Linked DNA regions of Mus musculus: region 2 is linked to region 1. Evidence: chromatin loops called from intact Hi-C (ENCODE). Cell type or tissue: left cerebral cortex. All regions are shown on one strand. Links, peaks and the distances in the headings refer to the core of each region. The heading gives the core; the rest is flanking DNA. Region 1 holds the start of Slc35f5 (solute carrier family 35, member F5). Region 2 overlaps Actr3 (ARP3 actin-related protein 3).

Evidence for each region. Hi-C counts contacts between places; a loop is a spot of excess contacts. Peaks named below come from ENCODE experiments on the same cell type or tissue, not always from the same donor. Only the 100,000 strongest peaks of a DNase experiment are listed, where the experiment ranks them.
Region 2: a loop joins it to region 1, with 3 times the contacts of the local background. A loop is called at or near these places in 5 of 42 quality-filtered maps.

The regions. Positions count from the first base shown.
Region 1 is chr1:125,552,803-125,569,411 of GRCm38, reverse strand. It overlaps Slc35f5 (solute carrier family 35, member F5), which reads right to left and starts at 8,410. Exons shown (of 16, transcript NM_028787.5): 1 at 8,128-8,410; 2 at 7,047-7,137; 3 at 6,771-6,912; 4 at 2,801-2,944; 5 at 803-865. The coding sequence starts at 8,167. In left cerebral cortex, for the core only: a CTCF peak has its summit at 6,493 (motif pointing left); DNase peaks (open chromatin) are centred at 8,019, 8,517 and 8,921; H3K4me3 peaks cover 2,163 bases; H3K27ac peaks cover 1,976 bases.
Region 2 is chr1:125,393,710-125,410,318 of GRCm38, reverse strand. It overlaps Actr3 (ARP3 actin-related protein 3), which reads left to right. Exons shown (of 12, transcript NM_023735.2): 5 at 1,704-1,799; 6 at 2,920-3,027; 7 at 4,331-4,474; 8 at 6,753-6,926; 9 at 12,775-12,867; 10 at 13,087-13,212; 11 at 15,168-15,251; 12 at 16,229-16,609. The coding sequence ends at 16,324. Among named protein-coding and RNA genes, the nearest start is that of Actr3, 34 kb to the left of the region's middle. In left cerebral cortex, for the core only: no CTCF peak of the experiment used is centred there; no DNase peak of the experiment used is centred there.

The DNA.
Region 1 (16,609 bases), core at 2,901-10,900:
TATGTGTCTGTGTGGGTACAGGTGTGGAGGTCAGAGATCAATGGCAGTTACTAGTTCTCAGGTGCTGTCCATCTGGTTTTTTGAACTCTCTCTCACTGGGACGTGGTGCTCACTCGTTAGGCTGGCTGGTCACTAAGCTCCAGCTAGCTTCCTGTCTCTGCCCCTCTGCTGGGATTACAAACTCCTGTTTTCACACCTGGCAATTTACATGGACATTGAAGACTGAACTCAGGTGTTCATGTTTGTGTGGCAAGGACTGTAGCAACTGAGCTACCACCTGAATCCCAAATCAGCAATTCTTGAAAACCTTTAAATGATTAAAAGATGGAAGGAGAATCTGCTGCCAGTCAGTTCTTACAAAACAGTTAAAATGTCTTTCTCTTTCTCTTTCTCTTTTAGTCAAGGCAAATGATTTGACATTATATTACTGATGCTTATGATCTCAGACAACAAACAGCTTTTCTCAAAGTCTCATAAAGGCTTCACAACATCTTCACACAAATGAATTGTGTGTATCTGTTTGACACACAATATAGTTTAACCTCAGATAAACAAACAACAATAACACAAGAGCCATATTTTAAAACTTGTACTAGAAGGGCCAGTGAGATGGCTCAGCAAGTAATGACGACGTAAGTTTCATCCTCAGTCTCCCTCAGTCTAACCCCTCAGTCTCCCTAAGGAAAGGAAGTGATTCTTCCAAGAGCACACAATGCAGAGCTGTATCTCTCACATAAGCAGGGTGGCAGCAAATCTGTCTGGGCTCTTCCTGCTATGGCTGGATGAGAAAGGCAGCACTCACCAAAGAACTACTCATGCTTGTATCTGTTGTGCACGCAGCAAAGTAACCTTCAGCATCTGCAAACTAAACACAGAGAACAGGACATCAAACTCATGGAAGCTCGTCATCACGCCCGGCTATTCAGAGAGATCAAATGAACACAAACTAAAGTCCAGAATAAACTTGTGCATCTATTGTTCTCAACAACAGCAGCCAATGCCAAGGGTGCAGCCATGCAAAGTAGATCTTATCATCTTGTCTTTGGTGATGAAGAAATTGAGGCTGGCTATTTCATCAAAGTAGCCGAGCCTGGATTAAAAGCTCAGTGAGTCATGTAAGGCTAAAGCACAGCAAGTCCTTTCATTACACTACTGCAATATTTCAGACAGGCAGAGAAAGATGGGTGAATTAGTGAAAGAAGACAGAAACCCCCAGTAGTGTCATGAGACTAGTGTGTAACAGAGCTCAGGGACTGGCCTACACTGTAGAGCTACTTAACACTGTGAAAGTACAGTTACACTTCATAACCCTGCCACTCTACCAGGAAACTACGATTTAAGCCCACAGAAACTAACAGAAAAGTAGATCACAGCTACTAGCAACTAGGAAGGGAAGACCAGGGATGCTTTTCCCTTTTCTGTGTTCGAATAAAACTGTATTTAAGAGGTATTTGAGAGGTTAGAGAGATTAGAGATTCTTATTTAATAAGTACAAAGTTTCTATTTGGAATGACAAAAAGAGTCCTAGAGATTGACAGTGCACAGCAAAGCACTTAGTGCCACTAAACTGTACATGAAACAATTGGTCCAAATAATAAATTTTATATTACATATATTTACAATAGTAAGAAGGAAATAGATAAAATTTGATGCTACTTCTATTTACTACAGGAGTGGAAAGAGAAATTGTTTTTAAAGAATGAGTAGAAATGACAGTTTAATACCCTTCTCAAAAATGTAAGCTGACTATTACACAGAGTTAAGTTGCTACATACACTGCCATATTTATCAACATTGTGGATGAGCACCTTACAAAGCATCCATGAAGAATGTTATTTAATTGGCCAAATATCCGACATGCTGAATAAAAATTTTTCACTTAATGCATAAAACTGAACTGCTTCATTTTCCAGTTCACTTTACAGCTCATTACATGACTCATCCAAACTGCAAATGGCTAAAGACATTAGATACTATTTGTAGGCATTCCTTTCTTCATCCTCTCCTTAGACATGGATGTTGTCTACTTCAATAATCATTAACAACTCAAAGATATCAAAACAAAAGGGACAGAAAGTGACATACACTTTTGATTCCTTACGAGATATTCTACTGCCAAGTTGGAAGAATATGTTTGAATGTTTAGACATAGGCTAGAGGTCAGTCACTGGTTAAAAGTGCTTTCTCCAGAGCTATAAGGATGGGAGTTCAGATCTGAGCAGCGATTAACAAGTAAGGCTTCTCATAAATGCTTGTTAAATCCAGCTCTGTGGGACTGGACACCTGAATCTGACCTCTGTGCATGGACACCTGACAAATGTATGCATTCCTCCTCCTCCTCCTCCTCCTCCTCCTCCTCCTCCTCCTCCTCCCCCCCCCCCTCTGCTTCTGTCTCTGTCTCTCTGTCTTTCTGTGTTTCTGTTTCTTTCTCTCTCAGAGACACACACAAATAAAATGCATCTTAAAAATAAAACAAAATTTGTCACAAATAGCTTCTGTTTGTTGTCTTTGTGAGGGAGGGGGGATGTTGGTTTTGGTTTTTGGCTTTTCAAGACAAGGTTTCTCTTTGTGGCCTTGGCTCTCCTGGAACTTGATGTGTAGACCAAGCTGGCCTCAAACTCAGAAATCTGCCTGCCTGTCTCTGAAGTGCTAGGATTAAAGGTGTGCCCCACCACTATCTGGCTTTTTTTTTTAATAGTCTACCATCACATACTCAAATGAACACTTAACTGACTATAAGAAAACTGATCTACCACTAAACAGAAAAAGTAATACTTAACAGACAAAATTGAAAACTTACAAAAGCAGCAGGCTTCCCTCTAAATCCTCTTGTACACTGTTGCCTCCAAGGCTTCCAAATAATGAAGCCCAAAAGGTACAGAACAAACATGGATGTTTTCGCAAAGGTGCTGAAGAATGGCTTGTTGTACTGCGTGAAGACATACTGTAGAGAGAAATGTTACACAAACAACCTTAAGAGGTTTAAAATCTTGCTACCTGTCTCCATCTTTGCATCTTTAACTCTTAGAAGTCCATATGAGCAGGAAAAGCCAAAGAAAACAAGACATGAAGTCCATCTCTGAATGTTGTATGTGCCTTGCACACAAGAGGTAATATTGTCAAATGAAGCAGCAACAACCATTTAAAAAGGGGCAGGGGTGGGGTTCAGTCTACTGAAAACCTATTATGCAGGAGTATCTGTGTTAGAAGTTAAAGAAAGCTAAAGCAGTCTTCCCAGCTCCTGAGGAGACACATACATGAAGACATGTACTAAGTATCACACAAGGGTTTCAGGGGTCATGGAAGTACCAAAGCGAGAAAAAAACAGGTAGAGGGTTATAGAAGTCTTTGTCTGTCTGTCTGTCTGTCTGTCTGTCCGTCTCTCTCTCTCTCTCTCTCTCTGTGTGTGTGTGTGTGTGTAGGTGCATGTGTTTGTGGGTAGACACGTGTGTGCACATGCTCATGGATACCAGAAGACAAGACCCAGTGTCATCTTTGAACATATCTATTGTGTAAGCCATGGTTTGTCACTGACCTAGAACTCACTGAGCAGACTAGGCTAGCCAATGGTGAATTTTACTTTTTTAATTGTGTGTGTGTTGGTACTGGTCAGCCAATAGCTTGTAGGAGTTGGTTCTCTTGGTTTATTACATGGGTCTATGGGATAAAAACTAGGCAATTGGGCATAGTGGCAAGCACCTCTATCTACTGAACTATATCCAATGGCATCACCCAAAATAGCTGTGCAGCCATTATATGCCTCCTGTCCTGATGTCATAAAGTACCCAATACTACCAAGATATTCTTGCCAAGAAATGAACCTACATCAAGCCCTAACTCTATTTTATATGAAGTGGAAGAACAAATTAAGTGACAGGCTAAGGAAACAATGAGCAAGACCAAGCAGGTGAGGTGTCTCCCAGGACGAATGACCTAATTTCTCTAATACACAAAGGCAAAGCAAACAGGGAGTGGCACACAGTAGAGAGGTGCAACAAAAGTCATGTGGATCTAAGCCTAACTGGGTTGTGTGTGTGTGTGTGTGTGTGTGACCCTGATACGTCAGGAAGAACGTGACTATGAACTAATCAGCATGGGATTTTTAATAAATGATAGTTCATTTTATTAGATGTGGTAATAGCAGCAATTATGCTTTTAAAATAAAAATAATGTGATTTCCAGTGAGATAAGTAGAGAAAAAAAATGATGTAGTCAGAGTTTGCATAAACTATTCCAGGACACCTGGGATGAACATAGTTGATAAGATTAGAAAGACTGACCACTGTTAAAGCGATGCGTCCTGGGGTTTATTACACCATTTTAGTCTCCCCCTTTTCATGTGTATGTCTCTAGTGTGTCTGGGGTGTGCATATGTGTATGGGTACTTGTGTGCACAGGTGTGTGTGCAGATGTCTGAAGCTGATATTCCGTAGCTTTCTCCATTCCTAACTATTTGTGGAGGTAAGGTCTCTCCCTGAACCTATAGCTTGCCGATTCCAACTAGTCTAGCTAGGCAGTTTGTCCCTGGGACCCCTGGCCTCTGTCTTCTGGATGCTGGAATTACAGGAAGCCACCACACCTGTCTGGTTTTTACATAGTTTCTAATGATCCAAACTCTGGTCACTCTGCTCATGGGGCAAGCACTTTGTCCTGAAGTCTGGTATGTTTACTTGACTGAAGATTTAAACCTGTTCTATATACTCTAAGATAACAAGTTTGTAATTTTTTTCACTAAAGCACGTTATGTGTTTAAAAACTAATTTCTTTTCTAGCTCTTTTAGGTATAACGACAGTGGGACACTATACAGAGTCCCAGTATGTAAGAGGAAATGGCCTGGATTAAATAGTGAGTTCCAGACCAGTTTGGGCTACACAAGGATAACCTGCCAAGAGAAAATACTAAAAACTGAATATGCAAAAAGCACCCTAAAATATGTATTCTGCATACAATATACTGCTTCAATAACTTTTCTAACTTTTGGAGATTTGCTAAATTAGAATAAAACTACTGCTCCCATGCTCTAAATCCTTCCTTTGGAGTAGCAGGAGTCGGGGTGACAGAGTCTCACTGTGGGCAGGAACTCACTATGCAGACGAAGCTGATGTGGGAACTCAGGGAGATCTGCCAGCTTCTGCCTCCTGAGCACTGGGATCTAAAGGCAAGCCTAGTTTCGGTCTAAAGCTTTTTATCGGATAAACAAAACAATTTATTTAATGCTGCAAAATGTAAAAGTTAGCTTTAGGAACCCATCAACATGAAAGTGATTTCTCGGAAGCAAAATTATGAAATGTGAATCTAAAAGGTTACAGAATAGTTTTCAAGTGAAAAGCAAAGTGTCTGTGGTATTCCAGAGCCAAATCTCAGAAGGGCAAAAGATTATTTACTCACAAGACATAACCGCAACTATTGGCCTAGCTATAATGTGAGATCCAGGATATCAAATGGTCTGTTCTGACATTTAAAGCCATTTTATAAACATACGTTTATAAAACGTAGATATTTCCTTATGACTGCAATATGTGAAGCCTAAGTGATTAATTCTGAAAATAAAAGTTGTGACAGCCGGATGGCTCAGTAGGTAATGGCTCTTGCTACCAACCCTAATAACATGAATTTGATCCCTGGACCCATAAAATAGAAGGAGAAAACAGACTTCCACAAGTTGCCCTGTGAACAAATAAATAAACAGAATAAACAAAAGTACCCTAAAATACATATTCTGTATACAACATAATGCCTCAATAACTTTTCTAACCTCTAGATATAAATTGTTAAATTATAATTTAATCTACAACTTTTGTGTTCTAAATCCTTGGCACATTTACACACACATACATCTAAATAAATAAGTAAATAAATAAATGTAATAAAAACTATAAACAACAAAATTGTTATCTTCTTCTTACAAGGATCATTAACAAAAAAGAAGTATACAAACTCAAAGTAAAATTAGCTTATAAACTCAAAGTACCACACTACTCCCAATGAGACATCGATTAACAAACAGCTTAACTGAAGCCAAACACTGCAATTTTGATAAAAATGTGTGACTCAGTAAACACACAAGTGTGGATTCACCAGTGTATGCATGTGGATAACAGTGGCTTATACATGAAAAATCTGATGACTTATGTTTATTTTCCAAAAATACCCTCTTTTTCAAATTTATTCTTATGTATCAAGAATCTACTAAGCTATATACCCAGACCCTTACTTTCTACTGTCCCTCAATGTTTGTTCCCTAAAAAACAGTATTTATGAAGAAATAAATTCAATTTTGACTAACACAAAACCACCTTTTATGTAATTAAAAAAAAATCTTCTGAGATATGTTTCCTACAAATGTGAGAAAGCTGTAGGTAGGACTGTAGAAATGGCTCCATGATTCAAAGAGCTTAGTATTCCTTCAGAGTTTAGTCCCCAGTACCCACGTTACAGGACTAACAATTATCTAAGTTCCAAGGACTCAGATGCCCCCTTCTGGCCTCCACAGGCACGTGTGCACACATGTGCATATATAGACACACATACACACAAAGTTTTTGTACCTTCAGAAAACAACAAAGAGCATCCTGTCAATTTTTACTTTAAATGACACTAATTCAGTACCAAAGAAAAACAAAGAATTCAACAATATTTAAAATACTGATGTTAGAAGCATGAAAATACTATAGCTTGACACTATATGTTATCCTACATCATTAGCAAAATCCTCTAGGTCCATGTTAATTCTATCACAGTGCAACATCATTGGTGGAGAAATACATACCGAGGTGAGTTCTGAGGATGCCACCCATATCACATCAACCAGCAGGAGAATCACTATCCCCAGGGCCATTCGCCTGCGCTGACTGAAACCACTGCTCTGGGAATTCACACGGTTCATGATAAACACATAAACCATTTGCAGTCTGTTAGTTTAGAAAACAGAGATCTCATTAGAGCCTCTTTGAGAAGAACCACATAAAAATTAGAAATCCAGCCCAAGGAAACAAGAGACATTTGCTAGTAGTCTCTGCTTTTTACTGATAACATGAGAATTTACCTTGTTGCAAGGGCTTCTCTGAGATCCTCAAATGCAATGCCTGCAAAGCGGGCAGAGCCCAGTCCAAATGGAGGTAAAGAACTCAGCCCACCTAAAACAGCACCACAGAAATAACGCTTAGGGAAAGTTCAAGTGTAAAATCACATCTTTTCCACTCTTCACCTTCAAGGACTATCAAAATGTATGCAACAGAAGCCACCCTGGGGACATGTAGCTTAGTAGTGCAATGCTTGCCTAGCATGCATGAGTTCTTGGGTTGCATCCCAAACACTTCCCAAACTGGGCACAGTGGCACGTGTCTATAATCCTAGCACTTGGAAAGTGTGGGGTGTGGGGGGAGGGGAAACCAGAGAATCAGAAGATCAAAGTCAGTCAGAATACATACTGAGTTCAAGGCCAGCATGGGCCATATGAGACTGTGTCACAAAATAATAACAACAGCAAAACAAATACAAACAAGAAATCCCATGCTAGCGGTGTCGCTCAGCTAGTAGAGTGCGGAACCAGGCCATAAGCCTGGTGTGCTGGTGCATGCCTGTAAGGCAGAAGACAGAAGTTCAAGGTTACCCTTGGCTACAAAGTGATTTTTGAGACCAGTCTCGGATACCTAAGACCTGTCCCCGACCTGACACCTCCCAGCCCCCCAAAAATAAAAGGTTATACTCAAAGAGGTCCTGGGTACCAGGCGGGTAAAAAAAACGAGAGAGAGAGAAGAAGATTCCACATATGGCACATTGAAGAGTGCTGTAAACGGATCCTCGAAGTCTCATAAACAGAACTCTCTAGATTCTCCCTTCAGGACATCCGCCCCTGGCAGTCTAGACACGCGTGTCCTTACCCCCCCATCTCCAGGGGATTCAGCTCGCTGACAGGAAGTGATGTGCGAGGGTCCACTCCCCTCACGTGAGAACCAGGATCATCCTCGCTCCCCACCCGCCCAGTCACGACAGAAAACAGCTGGCACAGGGAAGCCGCCCCTTGGCGAGGGAAAGACATGAGGAAAACCCAGCCTCTTGCCTCGTGAGGGGCGTGAGAACTCTGACCCGTCCTCCCTGGCCGCGGACGCCGGCCCACCGCCTACCTGGCCTTCCTGCCCCTCGATGGAGTCGTGGCGGCACCATGAGCGGCCCCGGCTCGGCCCGCCGCCCAGAGCCGCCGCCTCACACCGCACGCACAGACCCCAGCATCGTGCCCCACAGCAAGCCCAACTTAAGAAGCTGCGCTGCCCCTCGGCTCAAGGCCGCGGCTGTCACAGCACTCGGCCCCGACGGAGGGGAGTGACCCAGGCCACCGGACGGCGCTGGCAGCGAGAGTCCTGGAGGCCCGGATTGCGGCCGCGGCCCAGGCCCCGCCCCCGGCCGGTCAGCCAGCCAGGCCACGCCCACTGCTGGCCAAACAAGCCCATCCCACGGCTGGCCAACCGGCAGGCCCCGCCTCCTGCCCGTCAGCCAGTCAGACTCCACCCCCGACCTATTGACCACCTAGAGCTGCCCTTTGAGCAATTAGCTAGGCGAGATCCCAGTCAAGCTCCGCCCCTGGGTAGCGAACCTGGCAGCGCATCCCGGTAGACAGGAACCGCTCCGGGTACCCTGGACCCCATCCTGGAGACTCTAGGCCCCCAGCTTGTCCACCAACTAGGTGACATCCTCCCCATCACTCAGTGAGTCAACCGGTCAAGCTCAGCTCTCAGTTCGTCCACCCGGCGTCCATTCTGCCTCCTCCCCCAGTTGACAATCCATACCCTAGGCCTGGGTGGTCTGCCCAGAGCCCCGCCCCCCAGACAGCCCGGCAGTCCCCGCCCCTGTCCAGTCAGCTTCAGCGGCCCCGCCCCCTAGCCCAAAGACTGCGGGCGCGCAGGTTACGTCACGCCGGACGCGACTTCGGACCGGGGGAGGGCACGTTTCCTGGTTCTTGTTGCCGTAGTGTGGACGCCAGCCTTGAACAGGCTTGTGGCTTGGAGTCGTGACAGTGGCGCGAAGGAACAGAGAAGGGAAGAGAACAGAGCGGAGAGGGCGGGGATGTCTAGAAGAGGGAGAACCCAGCCCTGGCAAGGCTGCCAGACTTCCCCACTGCCCCGCCCTGAAGCGAAAGCTGACTGCACCATTTCTTCCAGTGTTTAAGCAAGCATTTTCCAGTAGCCCTTTCTAAAATCAGGCAGTGTAGCTTGGCGCCCCGTTGGATTCCTAGATCGTTTTTGTCCGTAAACTAGAGCTTCATTCTTGCAGTTAGAAGTTGTAGACCAGGTTATTCATCTCCCTGGCCCTCACTTTTTTTATGGGAAGAAAAAAACAAAAACAAAGCCATAAAACCATGTGAGTGCCTCGGCTGTATGTTTACACCCAGTATACATACATTCTCAAACAAATCAGTTCAGCCTGTGACACATAAGACCTCCACAGATGCTAACCATGGGTTTTTGTTTTATGGGTATTGAAGCTCCCATAAAATTGAAAAATTGGCCAGGATCCTGATTTATATTTAGATTAACACGAGACTTAAGGCTTCTGTAGCCACAATTGCATTGTTAGCATTTTTATCAAATGAGGCAAGGAAATATTTTTTTCTCATGTAGTCACTGTGTTTCATCCTTCTCTTTTAACTTTGTCTACAAAGTCTTATGACTAAAATTAAGATGGACATTTTGTGATCTGGTCGGATTCTAAAAAACTCCTGGCATCAAACACTTCTAGTCACTGAGAAACCCACTGCTGGAACAGGAGAGATAACTTAGTGGACAAAAGTCCTTGCTGTGCAAGCATGAGGTCCTGAGTTTAGATCCCTAGCGCCCATGTAAAAAGCTGGGCTTGGTCATGTGCACATTTGCAACCCCAGCACGATGAGAGGCAGAGATGGAAGGATCTGTCTTGCTACTTGCCAGACACTTCCGGTTCAGTAAGGAGTAAGGAGAGTGACAGAGCAGGATACCTAATGGTCTCTGGCCTCTGTCTGTACACTCCTGCACACAAACAAACACAACTTGCTTGGTCATTCAGTTAAGAACAAATGATTAAGCATACTGTAGTGGTTTGAATAAGTTTGGCCCAGGGAGTGGCACTATTTGGAGATGTGGCCTTGGAGTAGGTGTGTCACTGTGGGGGTGGGCTTTAAAACACTCTCCCTAGCTTCCTGGAAGTCAGTATTCTCTTAGCAGTCTTCAGATGAAGAGGTAGAATTCTCAGCTCCTCCTGCACCATGCCTGCCTGGATGCTGTCATGCTCCTGCCTTGATGATAATGGACTGAACCTCTGAACCTGTAAGCCAGCCCCAATTAAATGTTGTCTTTATATTGTTGCCTTGGTCACGGTGTCTGTTCACAGCAGTAAAACTCTAACATTCTATCTGTTTTTACCTGTTTAAAATCTGATCCATCCTCTTTCTAAGTATTGGCTGGCTCCATCAACTCCCAAGAAAGTGCGCCGTCTTTAAAAGGAAAGGGAAAAAACTTATCATTCAGAGTACATAGCCACAGTGTAGCAAGTACTTGAAGTTACTGTACTACATAGTAGGTATTTGGTTATACCCATACACCATATTATTCCAGCACAAGCTTTTCCGTCTTTTAACATCTGATATAGTGAATCAGTCAAGATCAAGAGTCAAGGCCATACATGATGGCATATGCCTTTAATCCCAGTGCTTTAATTTCAAGGTCTACCTAGTCTACATAGTGAGTTACAAGACAGGTAAAGCTATATAGTGAGATGAGAGAGAGGGAGAGAGGGAAGGAGGGAGAGAGAGAGAGAGAGCCAGCCTGGAAACTACTATGAGGACCAAGCTGGCCTTGAAATCACATAGATCTGCCTGCCTCTCCATCCTGAATGCTGGGATCAAAGGTATGTGCTACCACACACCCAGCACATGGGTTTTAGTTCTGAAAACTTATTATAGAATATTGAGGATTATTTACAGTGTGCCTTAGATTCTCCATATATAAATATGGATTGCTTAAAATGACAGCACCTACACACAAGCTACTACTATTACTACGTATTCCTAGAGCATCTGCTAAAGGACAGTGGTGACAGTGTTTGTGTGTGGAATAAAATCATTCTAGGTAGATTATTTTCATGCACTCTCAAAACTAATTTAACTATTCCAGTAATATTTTCCTCCAGCTGTCTTAGGGAAATTCTCTAAGAGTGCTCCATAAAACCAGGCTTATCTGGCTAGATAGTTTGTTTTGTTTTTGTTTGGGTTTTTTGTTTTGTTTTGTTTTTTGTCAGCTTGGCACAATCCAGGATTATCTGAGGGAGCTGGGAAAGTGCCCCCATCAGATTGGCCCTTAGGGTATTTTCTTAATGACTGATGTGAGAAAGCACAGCCCACTGAGAGCAGTGCCACTCCTGGCGCATGTGGTCCCTTGGTTGTATAAGAAAACTGAGGGGTATGCCAATAAGCAGCACTTCTCCATGGCCTCTGCTTCAGTTCCTGCCTCCAGGTTCCTCCCCTGCTTGAGTTCCTGTCTTGGCATCCCTCAGTGATAGACTATTGTCTTAGTTAGGATTTTCATTGCTGGGAAGAGACACCATGACAAAGGCAACTCTTATAAGGACAACATTTAATTGGGGCTCGCTTACAGGTTCAGAGGTTCAGTCCATTATCATCAAGGCAGGAAGCATGGCAGTGTGCAGGCACACATGGTGCTGGAGGAGCTGAGAGTTCTACATCTTGTTCCGAAGGCAGCTAGGAGAAGACTGATTTCCAGGAAGCTAGAAGGAGGGTTTCTCAAAGCCCACCCCAACAATGACACACTTCCTTCAAGAAAGCCACACCTCCTAATAGTATCACTCCCTGAGCCATGCTTATTCAAACTACCACAACTATGAGGTAGGCATGTAAATAAACCCTTCCTCCTTATCAAAACAGTAGAAATGTAACCAGAACAGTGGTCCTGCTATGGTTTTTTTACAACAGCACCAGCCTGACTGTGTTGGTGGGTTTTATGTCAACGAGACACGAGCTTGAGTCACCTGAGAGGTAGAAACTCTAATTGAGAAAATGTTTTTATAAGATCGGCTATAGGCAAGAGTGCAGGGCATCTTTCCTATTAGTGATTCATGTGGGATGACCCGTCCTATAGTGGGTGGTGCATCCTTGGACTGGTGGTTCTGGATGCTACAAGAAAGCAGTCTGAGCAAGCCCTGAAGGGCAAGCTAGTCAGCAGCATCCCCCATGACCTCTGCATCATCTCCTGACTCCAGGTTCCTGCCCTGATTGAGTTCTTTTGGTGATGAATCCTTGGATGATGAACTGTGATATGGGCCATGGCATTTTATCACTGCACTAGTAATCCTAAGACACTGATCAATTCAGGCATTTTTGCCCCATTTTTACTCAGATTAAATCCTCAGTCATTTAAAAGTCTTGGAAAATAACTGTTGTCTAGTCTAGTAACCTCAAGTCCTGGGGTTTTTGTTTGTTTGTTTTTCCTTCAGAGAGTTAGGGATCAAACTTAAAGTTTGCATATGCTAGGCAGAATCACAACCATCTGTAATGTCTACTTATGGCTGTTCTCAAACTCCTGGACTCAATCCTTCCTGCTATAGAGTAACTGGATCCACCCTGTATATACCACCATTTCTGGCTGGCTTCATCTCTTAATTATATGGGAGATAGGTCTTAGAAACGTGTCATTGCCTTTCCCTTCCCACCAAATGTCAATGGTGTGCTTTCAGTCTTCATTCCACAACAACAAGGATTCTCATTTTGTTTTCCATTATGCAGAATAGCAGCAGTTACTAAGCTGGTAGTCACTATTTCTTAAGTGAACTTGAGCATCCTTTGCCCCTTGATCATTCCAGCATAATGAATCACTTTCTTGTCTCCATTCCTATCTGCTTGTAGCTCTTTACCTAACTTCATGGGCTTGATCTTTTTATTCATTTCCTTTTTACTCTCCGGAGTTGATCACTCTAAAAGGTGAAAATTGTGAAATTTATCATAATTTGCTAAGATCCATCTGGTATTGAGTGTAACCCCTTTCAAAACATTCCCAGAAATGCAATCCAGAAAATGCAATCCTCCCAAACTATTTGTGCCATAATATAAAATCAAATTTGTGTGTGTCCAGCCTTGTCCTCCATTGCTAGCCAGTCTACCAGTCTCAAAGGCTACAATTTAAGTTCAAGGCCTAGGAAGCTACAGATGATTCTGCCCGGAGACATTAGGCCTCTACGTTGACAGTTGAACCTACTTTTAAATCCATGAATCCCAAATATGGGAAAAAGTGCACAACCAAATGCAAAGAAACAGAGATATTGACAGTCCTTTTACCTATAGGTTACATGCCATGGATCTAACTAGACACAGATATAAAATGCCCAGAAAAATTACACCGGTGTTGAACATGTGAAGACTTTCTCTTACTGTCATTTCCCCCTAAGCAATATGATATAAAAACTGTTTCTATTTATATTGCTGGAAAGATGGGTTATAGGGGAAAATACTTGCCATGTAAGCACAAGGATCCAAGTTCTATCCTCCAGAACCCACATTTAAAAAAGAAAAAGCTATACTCAACAAAACTGGAAAACCTGGACGAAATGGACAAATTTCTGGACAGATACCAGGTGCCAAAGTTGAATCAGGATCAAGTTGACCATCTAAACAGTCCCATATCACCTAAAGAAATAGAAGCAGTTATTAATAGTCTCCCAACCAAAAAAAGCCCAGGACCAGATGGGTTTAGTGCAGAGTTCTATCAGACCTTCAAAGAAGATCTAATTCCAGTTCTGCACAAACTATTTCACAAAATAGAAGGAGAAGGTACTCTACCCAACTCATTTTATGAAGCCACTATTACTCTGATACCTAAACCACAGAAAGACTCAACAAAGATAGAGAACTTCAGACCAATTTCTCTTATGAATATCGATGCAAAAATCCTCAATAAAATTCTCGCTAACCGAATCCAAGAACACATTAAAGCAATCATCCATCCTGACCAAGTAGGCTTTATTCCAGGAATGCAGGGATGGTTTAATATACGAAAATCCATCAATGTAATCCATTATATAAACAAACTCAAAGACAAAAACCACATGATCATCTCGTTAGATGCAGAAAAAGCATTTGACAAGATCCAACACCCATTCATGATAAAAGTCTTGGAAAGATCAGGAATTCAAGGCCCATACCTAAACATGATAAAAGCAATCTACAGCAAACCAGTAGCCAACATCAAAGTAAATGGAGAGAAGCTGGAAGCAATCCCACTAAAATCAGGGACTAGACAAGGCTGCCCACTTTCTCCCTACCTTTTCAACATAGTACTTGAAGTATTAGCCAGAGCAATTCGACAACAAAAGGAGATCAAGGGGATACAAATTGGAAAAGAGGAAGTCAAAATATCACTTTTTGCAGATGATATGATAGTATATATAAGTGACCCTAAAAATTCTACCAGAGAACTCCTAAACCTGATAAACAGCTTCGGTGAAGTAGCTGGATATAAAATAAACTCAAACAAGTCAATGGCCTTTCTCTATACAAAGAATAAACAGGCTGAGAAAGAAATTAGGGAAACAACACCCTTCTCAATAGTCACAAATAATATAAAATATCTTGGCGTGACTCTAACTAAGGAAGTGAAAGATCTGTATGATAAAAACTTCAAATCTCTGAAGAAAGAAATTAAGGAAGATCTCAGAAGATGGAAAGATCTCCCATGCTCATGGATTGGCAGGATCAACATTGTAAAAATGGCTATCTTGCACAGATTCAATGCAATCCCCATCAAAATTCCAACTTAATTCTTCAACGAATTGGAAGGAGCAATTTGCAAATTTGTCTGGAATAACAAAAAACCTAGGATAGCAAAAAGTCTTCTCAAGGATAAAAGAACTTCTGGCGGAATCACCATGCCAGACCTAAAGCTTTACTACAGAGCAATTGTGATAAAAACTGCATGGTACTGGTATAGAGACAGACAAGTAGACCAATGGAATAGAATTGAAGACCCAGAAATGAACCCACACACCTATGGTCACTTGATCTTCGACAAGGGAGCTAAAACCATCCAGTGGAAGAAAGACAACATTTTCAACAATTGGTGCTGGCACAACTGGTTGTTATCATGTAGAAGAATGTGAATCGATCCATACTTATCTCCTTGTACTAAGGTCAAATCTAAGTGGATCAAGGAACTTCACATAAAACCAGAGACACTGAAACTTATAGAGGAGAAAGTGGGGAAAAGCCTTGAAGATATGGGCACAGGGGAAAAATTCCTGAACAGAACAGCAATGGCTTGTGCTGTAAGATCGAGAATTGACAAATGGGACCTAATGAAACTCCAAAGTTTCTGCAAGGCAAAAGACACCGTCAATAAGACAAAAAGACCACCAACAGATTGGGAAAGGATCTTTACCTATCCTAAATCAGATAGGGGACTAATATCCAACATATATAAAGAACTCAAGAAGGTGGACTTCAGAAAATCAAATAACCCCATTAAAAAATGGGGCTCAGAACTGAACAAAGAATTCTCACCTGAGGAATACCGAATGGCAGAGAAACACCTGAAAAAATGTTCAACATCCTTAATCATCAGGGAAATGCAAATCAAAACAACCCTAAGATTCCACCTCACACCAATCAGAATGGCTAAGATCAAAAATTCAGGTGACAGCAGATGCTGGCGTGGATGTGGAGAAAGAGGAACACTCCTCCATTGTTGGTGGGAGTGCAGGCTTGTACAACCACTCTGGAAATCAGTCTGGCGGTTCCTCAGAAAATTGGACATAGTACTACCGGAGGATCCAGCAATACCTCTCCTGGGCATATATCCAGAAGATGCCCCAACTGGTAAGAAGGACACATGCTCCACTATGTTCATAGCAGCCTTATTTATAATAGCCAGAAGCTGGAAAGAACCTAGATGCCCCTCAACAGAGGAATGGATACAGAAAATGTGGTACATCTACACAATGGAGTACTACTCAGCTATTAAAAAGAATGAATTTATGAAATTCCTAGCCAAATGGATGGACCTGGAGGGCATCATCCTGAGTGAGGTAACACATTCACAAAGAAACTCACACAATATGTACTCACTGATAAGTGGATATTAGCCCCAAACCTAGGATACCCAAGATATAAGATATAATTTGCTAAACACATGAAACTCAAGAAGAATGAAGACTGAAGTGTGGACACTATGCCCCTCCTTAGAAGTGGGAACAAAACACCCATGGAAGGAGTTACAGAGACAAAGTTTGGAGCTGCATACACTATTGCATACACTAGCAAGATTTTATTGAAAGGACCCAGATGTAGCTGTCTCTTGTGAGACTATGCCGGGGCCTAGCAAACACAGAAGTGGATGCTCACAGTCAGCTAATGGATGGATCATAGGGCTCCCAATAGAGGAGCTAGAGAAAGTAGCCAAGGAGCTAAAGGGATCTGCAACCCTATAGGTGGAACAACATTATGAACTAACCAGTACCCCGGAGCTCTTGACTCTAGCTGCATATATATCAAAAGATGGCCTAGTCGGCCATCACTGGAAAGAGAGGCCCATTGGACTTGCAAACTTTATATGTCCCAGTACAGGGGAACACCAG
Region 2 (16,609 bases), core at 3,278-11,277, 160 kb after region 1:
TATTTGTTTATATTCTTTTTCATTTTTTTTTTTTTTCAATTCAACATGTCCTCTTGTTGGGCTTTATTTAGCATGCCAAAGGGGTCAGCAAGATTGTCTACTAAATGACAATCTTTTTTTTTTCCTTTTTTTTAAATTAGGTATTTTCCTCATTTACATTTCCAATGCTATCCCAAAAGTCCCCCCACTCCCCTACCTACCCACTCCCACTTTTTGGCCCTGGCTACCCCTGTACTGGGGCATATAAAGTTTGCGTGTCCAATGGGCCTCTCTTTCCAGTGATGGCCGACTAGGCCATCTTTTGATACATATGCAGCTAGAGTCAAGAGCTCCGGGGTACTGGTTAGTTCATAATGTTGTTCCACCTATAGGGTTGCAGATCCCTTTAGCTCCTTGGGTACTTTCTCTAGCTCCTCCATTGGGGGCTCTGTGATCCATCTAATAGCAGACTGTGAGCATCCACTTATATTCTTTTTCATATAAAGTTTACTATAAAAAAAATCACAAAGCTAAATCATTCTATAGATTTTGACCAGGTGTGGCAAAAGAAAAAGGGCCAGATAGTGGTAGGTATGTAGTAGGTAGGTAGGTAGGTAGATAGATGTGATAGATAGTTTAGATAGCTACCTAGGTAGGCAGACAGACAGACGGATGGATACTAAAGAAACCAAATGAGAGCGTAGCAGGTTTTGTTACAGCTATCCAGCTCTACTGTAGAGTGGAAATAGCCATAGACCATACTTAATGTAGTCAGTAAGTATAAATGTGTTTCTGTAAAGTAGTTTTTCAGAATTAGGTGATTGGTCCACCTTTAGTTTTAACAGCTGTAGTTGTGTAAATAACACATTATCAATACCTTTTCTAGTTAATTTATGCTCCTTATTCCCTAGAGGTAACCAGTGAATCATTCTATTTTAATTTTATTTTACAAGTGAGATTAATCTTGCCTGTAGTTGGTTTTTACACTGATGAATTCGTATAAGATGTGCTATAGTAAAATTTACATCATGCAGTTATGTATGACAGTCTGGCTCTTTGAACATTCTTGTCCTTATAGACATTTAATCTCATCTCTTTTGTGGATTTGCTCTGCTGCAGGGCAGACACTTAACTGGTATAGAACTCTGGCCTAGGGTGACTCTTCATCCAACATTGTAATCGAATTGCTCCTGCATTTTAGCCTGTTAATCTCTTTTAATTTTAGTCATTATGATTGTTGATTTGGTCTTAGTTTGCGTTTTCCTGGTGGTGACTTGTAATGATATTGAACAATTCAGTTTTTTAATTGAAAATAAAATTTTCAATTATACTAAAAATTATAATAAATGTGTTCTGATTATAGTTCCTTTCCCCCAGTTCCTCGAAGATCTTTCTAACTTTCCCCCGAATCCATACCCTTTCGTTTCTATCTCATTAGAATAACAAACAAGCATCTAAAAACATAAACCAGCCGGCATGGGCAAAACAAACGGGGAACAACAAGAGCAAAAGCGGAAGGAACACACAGACACTGAGAATATGTTATTTTTGTATATGTGTAGGTCTGTTTTACTCTCTATGGTCTTCCTGTAGTCTTTGTGTCTTTTTACCTATAAATTTAGTGCCTTTCAAATTATTTTATAAATTAGTTCCCCTTTAGAAATTGCCTATAAAGTTTAAAGTGATCTGATACTGTCTATTTAAAATACCATTCAATTCAATAGACTGAACCTCCACTGAATACTCCAGAAAACAGGGAATATACTGCTGAAATAATGTTTGAATCCTTCAATGTTCCAGGCTTGTACATTGCTGTGCAGGTAAGTGGCTTATGCTTATTTAAGCTTGCCTTTTACATTTTATCCAGGCTTAATTTTCTCCTAAACCATGCATATCTCTTTTCCTAGAAAGCTTTAGCATAATTTGAATCATACCATGCTTTCCTGAGGTGACAATTTAGACACGGTAGGGCTGTGCTTGCCTGACTTCTCGGTGCTACTCGTCACTCATTTAGTATTTGTTTCTTTCTTTGGTGTGCAAAAGTCAGTAAGATTTCTGTAATCTGGTTGGTATATTAATATATACATATTCTAGTTTGGGTTCTTTTAATATTATGTGAAACTCTTCATTGTTAAACCTTTAAAAATATTGTGTGCTGGTAAGCAGTCATTGTATTATTGAAATGATTTTGTTGTTGTTGTTGGGTGATGAGCCATGGCTGCAATCTCAGGAGTCTGAAGCCACATGATTGTTGGGAGGTTTTTTGGTTTTTGGGCTTTTTTATTTTGTTTTTAAAGGAGGGTAGTAGACTAAATACCTCTTGGTTCCTTTTTTTGTTACATTGTAAGCAGGCAAAGTTAGTTTTATCATCTGTTTTTAGTAACTACTCATATATTTTGATTTTAAGAAATTACCTTTTTTAAAAAACTGATACTCAGTTTACAAAAGTTACCCCCATCCCCTTCCCCACCCTGGGAAGAGTTGTTTTGTATCAGCCATCATGAGATTCTTGGTAGGAAAGTGGTATTGTGTGCTACTGGTTTTCTAGTTAACTCATGGTGTCTGGAAGTGTGTATGGCCTTTTCAGTTAAGGTACTTGTATACTGCAGCTTGCACTTAGGAACTTCTGAGTTCTGAGTTTTTAAGAGTAGTGCTTGCTAGCTCATGGTGATGACAGGATATACTGGTAGTTTGTGGTAGTCTGATATTTAAGCTTGGGCAAGGTCGTGCTGTGCATGTTACATACATGTTTGTGTCACTCTTGCTTGTGGCTCTAGGAAGAGAGCGTTCCTTTTAAACTCTGAACTTTCTAAGTATCCTGATGCAGTAAGAGGCCCATGAACTGTAGACAGTATGTAGTCTCATTACAGCTTACTTCTGTAGACTTTCACCCCTAGTAACTCTTTAACAGGTTATTTTTTGTCTGTCTTAACCTTTTAGGCTGTTCTTGCCTTAGCTGCATCCTGGACCTCAAGACAAGTAGGAGAGCGGACGCTGACGGGTACAGTAATAGACAGTGGAGACGGAGTCACTCATGTCATTCCTGTGGTAAGTACAGAAAATTGCTAAAGAGGATGTGAAATAGTATACCCAGAGGCAAATGGTAGGAAAGATGGACCTTTACAAGACTGGAAGCTCTTCCTGGGCTACCACCATCACTGACTGCATGAGGATCTCGAAGATCTTAAGAGCATCAACAGTGCTAAAAGGAGGCCAATGCCAACTCCTTACCATACTATTCCCCCAAATCATAGCTATGTTTGTGACCGGTAAAGGTCACAGAGCTGAAAAGAGTGTTGTGGACCTCACACAGTACATAAGGCATGATCAGCCCCAGATTTGATTTCACTTAAAGCCCTAGGAAAGGGGCAGAATAATCTGTGGTGACAATCTCACCTGGCATCATGGGTCATGTAGGAGGAAAAGAAGGGCACACAAGAGGAAAAGTTCTTAGTGAGCTCAAGTAGCAAATGACAGCTTCCAAATATGGTGTACATAATATCTGTCAGCCACAGGCTTTCTGTGTGAATAGTTTGCTTGTCCAGTAACTTCATAGAAGAGGAATTATATACTCTGGTCTTTATGACAGGCTGTGTTGTGTTCACTTATGTTTTTGAAATTGTCCATGTTATAGTACATATGCTTCTTTATATTGCCAAGTCTCAGTTTACTGTGTGGATATATCCCCTTTTGTTTAGCCTTTAGGTGTCTTTTAATATCATATTAGGATGTACCTAGCATTTAATAGCTTGTATAATTTACTTGATAGCTCTTTTTTTCCCCTTTGTGGTATCTAAAATAATTTTTGTGGGCTGATAAAGACTTGGTGGGTGAGAGAGTTTGTTCTCTTCTCTATGAAGACCTGTGTTCAGATCTCAAGTACCTACATGAAAAGCAGGTCATAGTTGTACATACCTAATCACAGTAGTGGGAAACAGAGACATGGTGTAGTTTCAAGGACCCAGTGGCCCAGCTAAAAACAGCAAGTTTCTGGTTCAGTCAGAGGCACTGTCTGGAGGCAATAGTAGATGAAGACACCTTGAATCCTGCCACAGCCTTGTAGATGCTGGGACTTTAGGTATCTTGTCACAACTGGCTAAGAAATGGATCTTAATTTTTCTAATCTATTTTTAGAAATACAATTTTTAAAAATTATTATACAGAAATGAGGTGATACTACTCGTGCTGCCTGGGCATGTGAGTGGGATTGGATTTCTCCCTGCACCTTTATGTAGTTTATAGGGATTAAACTCTAGTTTTCAGGACCTGGAGCAAGCACTTTCCCCACTAAGCAGCTTACTCTCTTGGGAACACTAAAGTAAATTTGACACTTTTTTCTCCTTGTATGTAGGCTGAAGGATATGTTATCGGCAGCTGTATTAAACACATTCCAATCGCAGGAAGAGATATAACATATTTTATTCAGCAACTGCTGCGAGACCGAGAAGTAGGAATCCCTCCTGAGCAGTCCTTGGAAACTGCGAAAGCAGTGAAGGTAAGCTACACACACTGACTGGGTCAGCTGGAGACGAGTCACTGCTTAACTGGGATGGCAGAACTGCACCTTACCTAACATGCTCTCGTCAAAGCAATCCCTCTAAGTTGTTTTCTATAGATTTCTCACAAATCTATGGTTGTGAGAAATGGTTGATGATCACCTGCCCTTTGCATATTCTATCAATTCTCTCAACTTGAGAGGGCTAGCATAAGAGTGTTTAAACATACACTTTTGTGATTACTCCTTTTATTAAAAGTAAAGATTGATTTTACCCAGAAATTATTACATCTCAGTTTACTCTGAGATCTTTATTTTAATCCTAATAGTTTTTTGTTACTAAAATTGTTTTGGTGTAATTGGCTTGTTGAGCTCTGCAGTATAGATACAGGACATTAATCAGTGATGTGGAGCATGACAAAAACTGATGGGTATGTGAGGTATTTGATTAGGTTTTGACAATGTATGCTCTTTCTTATATCATTTGTGTCATACATGCAGAAAAACTATTTCCTTATTCTTTTTGTATAGCTTTTGGAATTTGTTGTTTATCAACAAAGCTGAAAATTTTCTGTATTTCTCATGCTTTGAATATGTAAATCTGCCTTTGCAAAAATAAGTCTCATTTATTTGCATCTCGTTGTACGACCTTTGTGGAGATGTCTTTGTTCTTTCAAGCTTAGCCATGAAGATGTCTTGACTACTTCCTGTATAGTAAAGAGACTACTAAATGGTTTCTGAACTTTATGTCAAGTTGATAACCTAAAAACTAAACATACGAAGCCAGGCTCACACCTTTAATCCTAGCACTTAGGAACAGAGACAGGCAGAGCTCTAAATTTGAGGACAGCTTACTTTACATATCAAGATCTAGGTTAGCAATGCTATAGAGAGATCCTGGATCTCATAAAAACAACAACAAAATCCCTCCATACTACTAAATGCATAAAAATTTAATCAACACTATTATTTTTTAATTTCTTTGGCAAATCTATGACATTAAAACAAAGCAAGCAAGCAAGCAAAAGGATACTGAGAATTTAGATTTATTCCAAGGAAGACTGCTCATGCTGAAGGTCTTTGAAAAAAACTTCTCTAATAAAATTTCCATCTCCAAGATTTGGAGATAGATGTGTGTGATGGGTTGTATATGCTTGGCCCAGGCAGTGGCACTATTAGAAGGTGTGGCCTTGTTGGAGTAAGTGAGTCACTGTTACTGTGGGCTTTAAGACCCTCGCCCTAGCTGCCTGTAAGACAGTCTTCTGCTAGCAGCCTTCAGATGAAGATGTAGAACTCTCAACTCCTCCTGCACCATGCCTGCCTGGATCCTGCCATGCTCCTGCTTTGATAATAATGGACTGAACCTCTGAACCTGTAAGCCAGCCCCAATAAAATGTTGTCCTTATAAGATTTCCTTGGTCATGGTGTCTGTTCACAGCAGTAAAGCCCTAACTAAGACAGTATGTAAGATAATGAGATTGTTCTTTTTTTCATACAAGTCTTCCCTTTTGCAGGGGGATTGAAACAGGGTCTCACTATATAGTGCTGGCTGGCCTCCCACTTACAGAAGATCCTCCTCCCTCTGCCTCCCCAGTGCGCTAGATTAAAGGTGTGAAACCCCACAATGCCACATCATGACAGCTTTGTGTATTTTGTTGTTGTTGTTGTTATCTGTGATAATAATTGTCGCTGCTTGAAAAATGTCCTTGGTATTCAGAATTACAGGATATTGTGCATATTTCTCAACAATTGATGGAGGGATAGATAGAAGCAGTGGGATACAGTCAGGTAATCATGGATGTTAATTCAGTCTTTCAGGCAAGAGCAGAGTTGCTTACATTTCTGTATTTCTTCTTTACTCATTACCTTGATCAGAATTAGTTTTATTCTAAATAGGCATAAAGGATCTGTGTTAATTTGTGTTGGTATAGGTATTCTTTTTCTATTTGTGCTTTTTGGTTTTTGTCCATTATAGAACATTCTATTTTGTTACTGAGATAGTAGATGTTGAAATCTTTTGTGCATGATTTTATAAAGTAACATTAAAATTGTTAGGACCAAGTTTAGTCTTTCAGATTTTAGTTGTGTTGATAGATGGGGTAAGAAATTATGTATGGATGAACCATTCATTTGTACCACACAATATGATATTCTAGTATTAAAAGTTCACCTCTCAAAATTACTTAATTATATCTTTTTCATTTGATTGTTTGACTGATATACTATAACTTGACCTAAAACAAGAGAAAAAAAAAACTTTTATTTATTTGGTTTTCAGGAACGCTACAGTTATGTCTGCCCAGATTTAGTAAAAGAGTTTAACAAGTATGACACCGATGGGTCAAAGTGGATCAAACAGTACACCGGAGTCAACGCCATCTCAAAGAAAGAGTTTTCTATTGATGTTGGCTATGAGCGATTCCTGGGACCCGAGATCTTTTTCCATCCAGAGGTAATGCTTGGTAGTTGGTGTGTTTTGTTTTGTTTTGCTTTGTTTTAAACAGATCACTTTGAAATATGCAGCAGAAAGTCAGAAGAAATTGAGAGAGAATCATTCTCAGAAACTTTTAGTGTCGGAAAGCACCATAGTGAATGATTTCTACCCTACACCCAACCCCTGCCTACTCCCCCCACCCCCACCTGAGAAGAGTCTCCTGTTAAAGCCTTCTTATCTGTACATACCCTGCCTCTTTAATCTTTATGTGCTGGGGAGAGCTAAGGTAGAAGGTAGAAGAGCAAGGCAGAAGGTAGCCGTTCATGTTTGTAACAGCTTAATCCCTGGGAAAGATTCCCTGCCCCTACTGCAAAAGGACTGTGTGGAATCTAATGAACACAAAGTCTTCCATAAAATAATAAAATAGATGCTCTTGGTAATCTTTAATAATAAATTCTTCAGGTAACTTGATATTAAGAATTTAACTTTACTAGAATTTTGGTATTCAGTGCCTGCTGTGCTTATTCAGCATCAAGAACTGTTATTTTCGATAATTGCTTTTTTTTTTTTTTAAAACACAGTACTGGCTGTGACTTTCATGGTCTCAGATTAAGTGTTGACTATTGAAAGCTGAAAGACTATTTAATCGTATTCTTTTGAGGTTAGAGAATAAGAAAAGTAGTTAAATGAGAGTAGTTGCTTTAACAGATGGACATAGCTGTTGAGTTTGTAGAAATAGCACAGGTCTGCTCGAAAGAACCAGGAAACTTCTCAGAGGGATTAACATGAAGTCAGCCCAACAGTTGGCTGGGTAACTATCTTACATGTTTGAGAATTCATAGTGTGTGGAAATATAACATGGAGATGTGTAGGAGATACACACACACACACATAAAGGTGGTTTTGTATCAGAACAATGATTTGAATTGGGTTGGAAGCAGATGAGTTTGTTGTAGATTTTCAGGTGAATAAATGTCAGTCATGGAGAAAGGAGAAACAAAATGAGGGCTTTATGATTTAGTAAATACTTAGCTGTGAGAGGGATAAGGATATGAAGAATCTGTACCTTGAGTAACTTAGATTTTGTCAAGGGAAATGTAGGGTGGCAGTCAGAATAACTAGAGAGCAGAGCAGATGAGTCTCTGGAAACTTGGACTCAGCTGCTCGTGGTGCTGCAGCTCTGTAGGTAACCTTGTCACTCTGGAAGCTAAGGCACAGGATCTAGAGTTTGAGGCCATCTTAGGCTCCACCAAACCAAACCAAACAGCAGAGCTGGAGTTGTAGAGATTTACATTTTTGATCCATTGCCCCACCCCCTGTGCCCTCCCACAGACACACACCGAGTTGTAGGCATTTTTGAATTGACTTTGAGCTATGGAAGATAACTGCCTCTTCTCTTCTGCTCTTGTCCCTGTGTGTTCCCTTTGAACACACAGTTCTTTAGCATGTGAGTTAAAGTCAGTCAGTGCTTCTGTCTGCTTGAGCTACTTACCTACTCTGTGACAGTTCATTTAGGGGACTTCTGACACCCTCTGTGTACTTTGATTACTTTTAGAGAGGATAAAAATAGCTCAGAAAGCTGTTTTCGGAAGAATAGTCTTCTTAAGAATACATTAAATACAAGTCTTGAGGAGAGAACATTTGATGGGCTCCTACAGAGAATTGGGGCTGACTATGGGACTGTATGCCTTTGTCTCCCCTGCCTCAATTTCTAAGCCTCCAGATGTAGTTAGTTCTTTGAGCGAAAGGTCCATTATAGAACAACGTCATTCTTGTTTGACGTCACTGGTGACTGAAGTGTAAGGGTCGGCACATTCTCAACAGCTGTACCTTTGCATTGTCTGTTTTAGACTTTTTTTCAATTAAAAACTCTCTTTACCAATGGTTTTAATTTGGTGAGAGAAAATTAGATGAGTGTATTTAGTTAGTTCACTGTAGTTTCCCAGAATAGAACTTGCTTGTGTGTGTGTGTTTTATAGAAAGTGTGCTACTTCCCAAGTGAATATTTAAGATTCCTCTGTGTTCTAGTTTCCCTGTTAATTGAAGTATTCATTCATTTTTCTAATTTGGACTAGATGAATGATAGAATATTTAACCTATCTAAGATTTGAATACTGATGATAAAATATATGGAAGATGAGAAGATTGACTTTTGGTTTTTATTAGGGATGTTTTTACAATATATTTTGATCATAATTCTTTCCCCTCCCCTAACTTCCCAGCTCCTTTCCTCAGCTTTGTACCAGCTCAACTTCATGGTGAAGCTCTGTCTCTCTGTCTCTGTCTGTGTTTCTTTTCTCTTTCTCAATAAAAACGAAGACCAGTAAGGCAAAGTAGTCAATAATATATGAAGTCTAAATCACTCAGTTTTGTGTTGGCTTCCTGGGCATGGACCTTGCCCTATACCCAGGAACCTCGCTGATTTTCCTAGTAGATATCAGTTACTGCAGAGTTTCTCACAAGGGGTGGGAATTTGTGTGCCCCTCTCAGTGCTGCAGTTTGTCTGGTTTGAGCTTGTGAACATCTTGTGTGTGCTGCACACTCTCTAGGTTTTGTGTGTGCATCATTCCTATCATGTCTGGAAGACACTGCTTCCTTGGAGTCAGCACCTCTGGCTCCTATTCTTTCAGCCTCCTATTATTCCCATAGCTCCCTGAGCCTTGAGGATGGACTGTGATGCAGACATCCTGTTGAAAAAAAAATTTTTTTTTGAATAGCTAAGTTCACCACAGATATTAGAAAGATTTTAGAAGGAGTGTATTTGGAACTTTAAATTTTTTTTTTAAAGAAAAATTTAGCCGGGCATGGTGGCACACGCCTTTAATCCCAGCACTCAGGAGGCAGAGGCAGGCGGATTTCTGAGTTCAAGGCCAGCCTGGTCTACAGAGTGAGTTCCAGGACACAGCCAGGACTACACAGGGAAACCCTGTCTGGAAAACAAAAAACAAAAAACAAACAAAAAAAAATTAAAGCCATTTTATACTTTAAATTTATGAATATATTTCTAACTATGACACAGACATGGGGTATTGTATTTATTTGATATGTTCAGTCTACCTGAATAATCCTCCTTTAATAGCCTCTTAGAACATTCTCAACAGCTTGTGCGGCTGAGACCTGACCAGGGAACAGTTAGACTAATACTTAAAAGGAAGCTGAAGGAAGGAAGGGCCAAGAATTAGTTTGGGGGAACCACTGTTGAGTTTATTAAATTTTTGAGGAAATTTTAATTTTTCTTTAACCCGTTTATATTAACCTGACCTTCTTTTTCCTTAATTAGATTATTATTTATGTATGTGGATGTTTTGTCTGCATGTACATCTATGCACCATTGCCCTGCTTTGTGCCCATGGAAAACAGAAGAGGGCATTCATTGATCATCCAGACCTGGAGTCATAGATGGTTGTGAGCTGTCACACTTGTGGGTCCTGGGGTTCCCCCTGGAAGAACAGCCAGTACTCTTAACTGCTGAGCTATCTCTCTAGCTCTAAATATTTAAAATTTTTAAATTTATATTTATATTTATGGGTGTATGTGGGTACACTTGAATGCAGGTACCTGCCAAGGCCAGAATTGGATCTTCTAGAGGGTCAATCTTCCTGGAGCTACTTAAAGGCAATTGTGAGCTTCCCCCACATAGGGGCTGGGAACTGAACTCAGGTCCTCTGCAAGGGTAGCACACACCTTTAACCACTTGCCACCATTCTGATTTTCATTTGGGAGATTCTGCATTGTAGTGGATAGGCCCTATATTCCAACAGATAGGCCCAAGTTAAACTTCATTTCTTTCTGTATCAGAATTTCCATGGTGGATACAGAGTATAGGAACATAGAGAGTTTTGTAAAGTTTTACTTTTGTGCATTCCTGGTTAAAGACTAAAAACTGGAAGTTGTGTCCACACCTGTAATCCCAACACTCAGTAGGTTAAGGTAGGAGGATTACCGAAAATTCTGGGTCAGCCTAAGCTTCTTAGAAAAATTGTGGGTCAGTAAAAATCAGACATGAGGAGATGGAGTGCAGTGCAAAGGATGCAGACACAGCTGTGATGTGCACAGCCAGCCCTGCTCTCTCGCCTTCTGTTCACAGTATAGCAGATAAGATGAGCAAGATTATGGGAAAGGTTAACAATATATCATAGGAGAAGTGTGTGTGTGTGTGTGTGTGTGTGTGTGTGTGCGTGTGTGTGTGGCTGTGGCTGTTTTAGGTAAATATTAGTGATGACAAAGGGCAATGAAGAGACTTTACTAGTTATGCTTAACAGTGGAAGGGTTTTGTAGAAATCAGTGTAATAAAAAAGATTTTTCTGTCAAATTGTTACTTTCTAGATTTGGGGAAATTAAGTGTTTGTTAAACAAACAAAATAAAACCAGTGCCAGGTTCTGAAGTTAAAGTATTACCATGGGCTTATTATTACCACAGTGCTTTGAGAACTAAGGGCTCTTCACTGTTTGCAGTCTAAAGCCAACAAAGATTGTATGTAGTCACAAATGCCATCTTGGACAGTAGTCTCAAGTTCTGTTTTGGTTTCTTTTACAGTCAGCCTGCCTCTGACTGCATATGAGCTTGTCTTTAAATGACTCGTCTAGAGCTAGCCAAGCTGAGCTCTGTTTTCTATTTCCTTATAATGCAGAGTTGGGATCTACTTTACATGTAGCGGTCTACAAACATGTGGCATGTTGGTTTGCTTTTGAGCATCACATATTAGATAGAGAGGGCTTTATTTTGGCTATGATGAATAATACTAAATACATCACTGACTCTTTGTCTTCATCTGTTGATAAAGTCCTTGAGAATATTATAAAGTACTGCATACTGAACTATTGCTCCTAAGGAAAGAAAAAGATAGTTTTCTGTCCCTTGTCAAGTTTTCTCCATCCTATCTGCATACCTCTGGTCTGTGTGTTCATCTGTTTGAAATAATTGTTGACATCCATTCTGCTATCTATGTCTTAAAGATGCTGCGTAACGCGCACTTTGTTGGTAAGACACACCCCAGACTTCTTCCTAGACACAGGTCTACACGTCAGCATGTGCTGTGGATGGGGTCTAATCATCGGGGTCACATCAGGATCATAGCAGGGGAATACTAACCCTAAACTGTACCACGCTGTTCAGCGTCAACCAGGAACGTACAAGTACGCACTTGGATTGAAAGTGCTGCTGCCCTGTGTATGTGGAAATGAGTGTAACCTGTTCATATGAGGGTAGCAAGTCAGTTTGCAGATGCAGAATCTAATGACTAGGTGTACAACATCTTACTTACTGGTGGACCATTGGTGGTTATTTTCACCTTTTTATAGATTTTATTTTATGTGTGTGTTTTGTAAGCATGTATGTCTGTGTACTACATATGTGCCTATTGCTTGTAGAGGTCAAAAGAGGGCATTGGATCCCCTAGAACTGGAATTAAAGGAGGGAGCCAGCGTGTATGTTTTGGAAACAGACCCAGGTCCCTCTGCAAGAACAACAAATGTTTTACATTGTTGAGCCATTTCTCTAGCACCTTTTCACTGTGGTGAAGTTTTACATAAAGTATATAGATCAGAGTTCCCTTTGGGAATGTTTGAAGAAGAGCCAATGGTGTGTGGCTCCTTGGATCTTTGACAGCTGTTGCCAGATTGTTTTCCTCTTCGGGTATTCTCTTAGCTGTGTACAGAAGTTCCTATTGTATATCTACTGTCTCATAGTACAGGCATGGCTTGTTAATTGAATCTTGCCTGACTTCTATCCTCAGTAGCTGTAGTATGTTGGTCACCATGGTCCTTTCACTCCTGAGCTGGATTGTTATTAACTTGAACATTACACTAACACAATGTTAACATAACAATTCTATACACTCATGTATAAAATATACTTAATTTTCAGTTTGCTAATCCAGATTTTACACAACCTATCTCAGAAGTTGTAGATGAAGTCATTCAGAATTGCCCCATTGATGTCCGGCGTCCTCTCTACAAGGTTAGTGTTTACAGCAAAAACTGGAGTTTTAAGTTTTCTTTTCATAATATTTAATAGCATATTTTAAAGCCTTTATTCTTGTTCATTGTTGAATATTAGAGAATTGTGTCTTAGAAAAGACACAATTGAATTCTTGTATATTTGTCTCTAGATTGCTTCTCTTTTAAAATAAAGATCATAATTTTTGGTTTTTTTTGTTTTTGTTTTCTACCACCACAGAACATTGTCCTCTCTGGTGGTTCAACCATGTTCAGGGACTTTGGACGTCGTTTGCAAAGAGATTTGAAGAGAACTGTAGATGCCAGGCTGAAGTTAAGCGAGGAGCTGAGTGGTGGTAGATTGAAGGTTGGTTTTCTCAACCATTGACAGAGAATGTGGAAGACCCCCTTGTTACTGCATTCTGGACAGGAATGTTTGCCAGCTCTCACTTAGGAGCATTAAGACAATCATGCCAGGCGTCCTGCTGGAAGGTAGCCACTATCCCTAGAATCATGGGTGCAGTTTGTTGCTTGGTACTTTGCTCTGGTTTGAGCTCTGTTGAGAAATGACAAAATGTCACAGCTCAGGCAGACTGCTTGTGCAAAAAAGGTTTTTATGTTTGCTTTCCTCCTCAACCAACCAATTCTTCTGACACTCACATAACTCCACTGTGTGAAAGGCTGACTTGTGTTTCACAGATATAGTTTTAAATCTGTGTAGCAGGGCCTGGTGAGATGCTTGTTGTACACACCCAGTGACCTGACCTGAGTTTGATCCCTAGAATCCATAGAAAGGTGAAAGGAAAGAAGCAACTCTCAGTGTTATCCTCTGTCCTCCTCAAGCATACCATGACACACACATAAAAGTTTAAATTCTGACTTAGGGGAATTCATACATTGATTATAAACACAAGGTATGGCTGTTGACCTAAGACATATTTCACCAGTTGATTTAAGAATGATCTGTCAAGCCAAAGGAAAACAGAATAAAATTAAAAACAGAAGAAAACAAAAACAATGTTATATTATTTAGTCAAGGAACATACATTCCTCTTTCTCTCTCTCTCTCTCTCTCTCTCCTCTCTCTCTCTCCCTCTCTCCCTCTCCCTCCCCCTCCCCCCTCCCTCCCTCTCTCTCTTCCTCCCTCCCTCCCTCCCTCCCTCCCTCCCTCCCTCCCTCTCTTCCTTCCTCCCTTCCTCCCTCCCTCCCTCCCTCCCTCCCTCCCTCCCTCCCTCCCTCCCTCCCTCCCTTCCTCCCTTCCTTCCTTCCATAATTTGGGGTGGTGTGTGTGTACACGCATGCACCTGTGTGCTTGCATTCACACATGTTGAGATCAAAGGATAACTTGAATGAGTTGGTTTGATCCTTTTACCATGTGGGTGGGTCCTGTGGGCAAACTCAGATTGATAACAAATGCCTTTTAACACTGAGCCATCTTGCTGGCCTATTCTCCAGTTAAGGAGCTCTAGGAAGCTTCACTTTGCTCACTGTTTCCTAGCCTGGACATATTTGAAGAGTTCAGGCTGTGTATTTTCTGAACTTTGTCTTGGTATGGGTCTGTTTGGTGTTCCTTCTGGGTGGGTGTAGTTTGTGCTTTGACAGTCACATCACAGAAGCGTTTTCATGTCAGTTTTACTGCGTTTTGTCAGAGAATGCATTGACTTTAACTGCTTGGTAGAGGCTTCCTGCCAGTTTTCTTCTGTGTATAGCCTGTTACCTTTGCATTCCCATGTGTAGAAACTTAAGAGGAGGCTGTCAGGCCATATAGCTGTTCTGTGCTTCATGAGACTTTTCAACCAGCAGTTTTAACATTCATTCTTGTTTTCCTGAAATAGTTGTGGCTGAGGTAGTTGCCAAAAGTACAGTTAACTTGTTCCTGTTTGTGGCTGAAGTAGTTGCCAAAAATAGAGTTAGTTTCTGTCTGCCCTGGTTTTGCCCCATGCATGTCTCCTTATATGTATTTGATTTATATGTTTAGTATTTAATTATACATGATTTATGGAGTACAGTGTGATAATTTGATACATGTATGCAAGTTGTAAGATCAAAGCAAGGTAATAGCATTTCAGTTTCTTTAAACACGCATCATTGTATTTGGAGCCTCTCAACTCCGGTGTGGTAGGGCAAATACTGGTGCTATGCTGTGTGTACTGACAAGTGTGGTCATCTTCATCTGCTGTTCCATCACACCCACTCTAGATAATCTCAGGTCCTGAGTTCTGTCCCTTGGACTTTATAATTATTATTTTTGTGTATGCGCATTTAAACTTAATTGATTGAGAAATTGGTATTTGAATTTACTGTTACTTTGTTACTTTTTAGCCCAAGCCTATTGATGTACAAGTTATTACACACCATATGCAGCGGTATGCAGTCTGGTTTGGAGGGTCAATGCTGGCTTCCACGGTTCGTAAATTTATCTGTAAACTTTTATATTTTATAAAAATAAGAAAGTAAAAATTGTGTGTGTCAGTTGTGTGTGTGTGTGTGTGTGTATAACACACATAGTATTTATATTTGGAAGTCATTTCACTTTATTGTTGTTCTTTTTACCTTGTCCTTACTAGATATTATATACTTCAGAGTGAGCTTATTATACTTTATTTTAACATTTATTATAGGGAAAATTCTTTTAAATGTGTAGAAACAGTATTCACCAGAAGGTTATTGGTATTTCTGTTTAAATATCTAAAAATATTAAAGAAAACGTTAGGTTTCATTGCAATGTTTGAAACAGAATAAAGAGAATTATTCCAGAATCCTCTTTCCAGAACAAAACATGCTCCCTTAGAACATGTTCTAATATAATTAGTATAGTAAATATTTCTGCAGTTGTATTAGGGCATGGGCTATTAAGATACAGAATCTTTTATGTAAGTTACTAGATTTGCAGCGTTGGATATAAACCATTTAAAACAAGCAAAGATTGGTTTCTCTCTTAATTTAGTCCTCTGCAGTTGGGCTGCATTGTTGGGTGCGTGTGTGATTTGCCCTTTAGAATGCAGTCATGCACCAGGTGAAAAGGGAGGGCACAGGCATGCTGATAGTGTAGGCTCTTGTCCTTCAGATTCCTGTCCCAATTTAAATCTAGATTTCCCAAGTGGAAAAGCCCAGCAGAACAGACTACATGTCAGAACCCCGCAGAGACAGGTGTCGAGTGAACGGTGGGTTGTGAATTAATGGCCCTGGAGTTCCGGCAGATTTGTCTATCCTAGATTTTAATCTTGGTTTTTAGAGTTCTGAGCTTTGTCCAAAAGCCATGAATCGACTGATAAATATTGTTTATTTAACACGAGTTTAAAAGTATTTCTTTTATAGACTGTTGGAAAATAGGAGAATTTGACCTCTCAAATGCATTGTTCTGTTTTTTTTTTTTCTTCCAGCCTGAGTTCTACCAAGTATGCCACACCAAAAAGGATTATGAAGAAATTGGACCTAGCATTTGTCGTCACAATCCAGTGTTTGGAGTCATGTCCTAAAGTTGACTTCTTGTTGATTGGGTTAGGGAGATGGAAATGAGATAATCTTTCTGATGACCTGTTTTTGTCTGAATGGATGGTTCTGAGGTTTTTAACCAAACATGATCATACAGGAATATTTAATGAGTGTGTCAACATGCAGATGTAGAAGAGAGCTAAGACGATTGTTTTCCTTTAGGTTGAATATTTGAATCTTATGTGTATCAAAAAAGAAATGGGTTTTAGTTCTTTCTTTGCCCTGATATTTTGTATATTATTGACTTACCCAGTGTGCTGGGCTCAGTG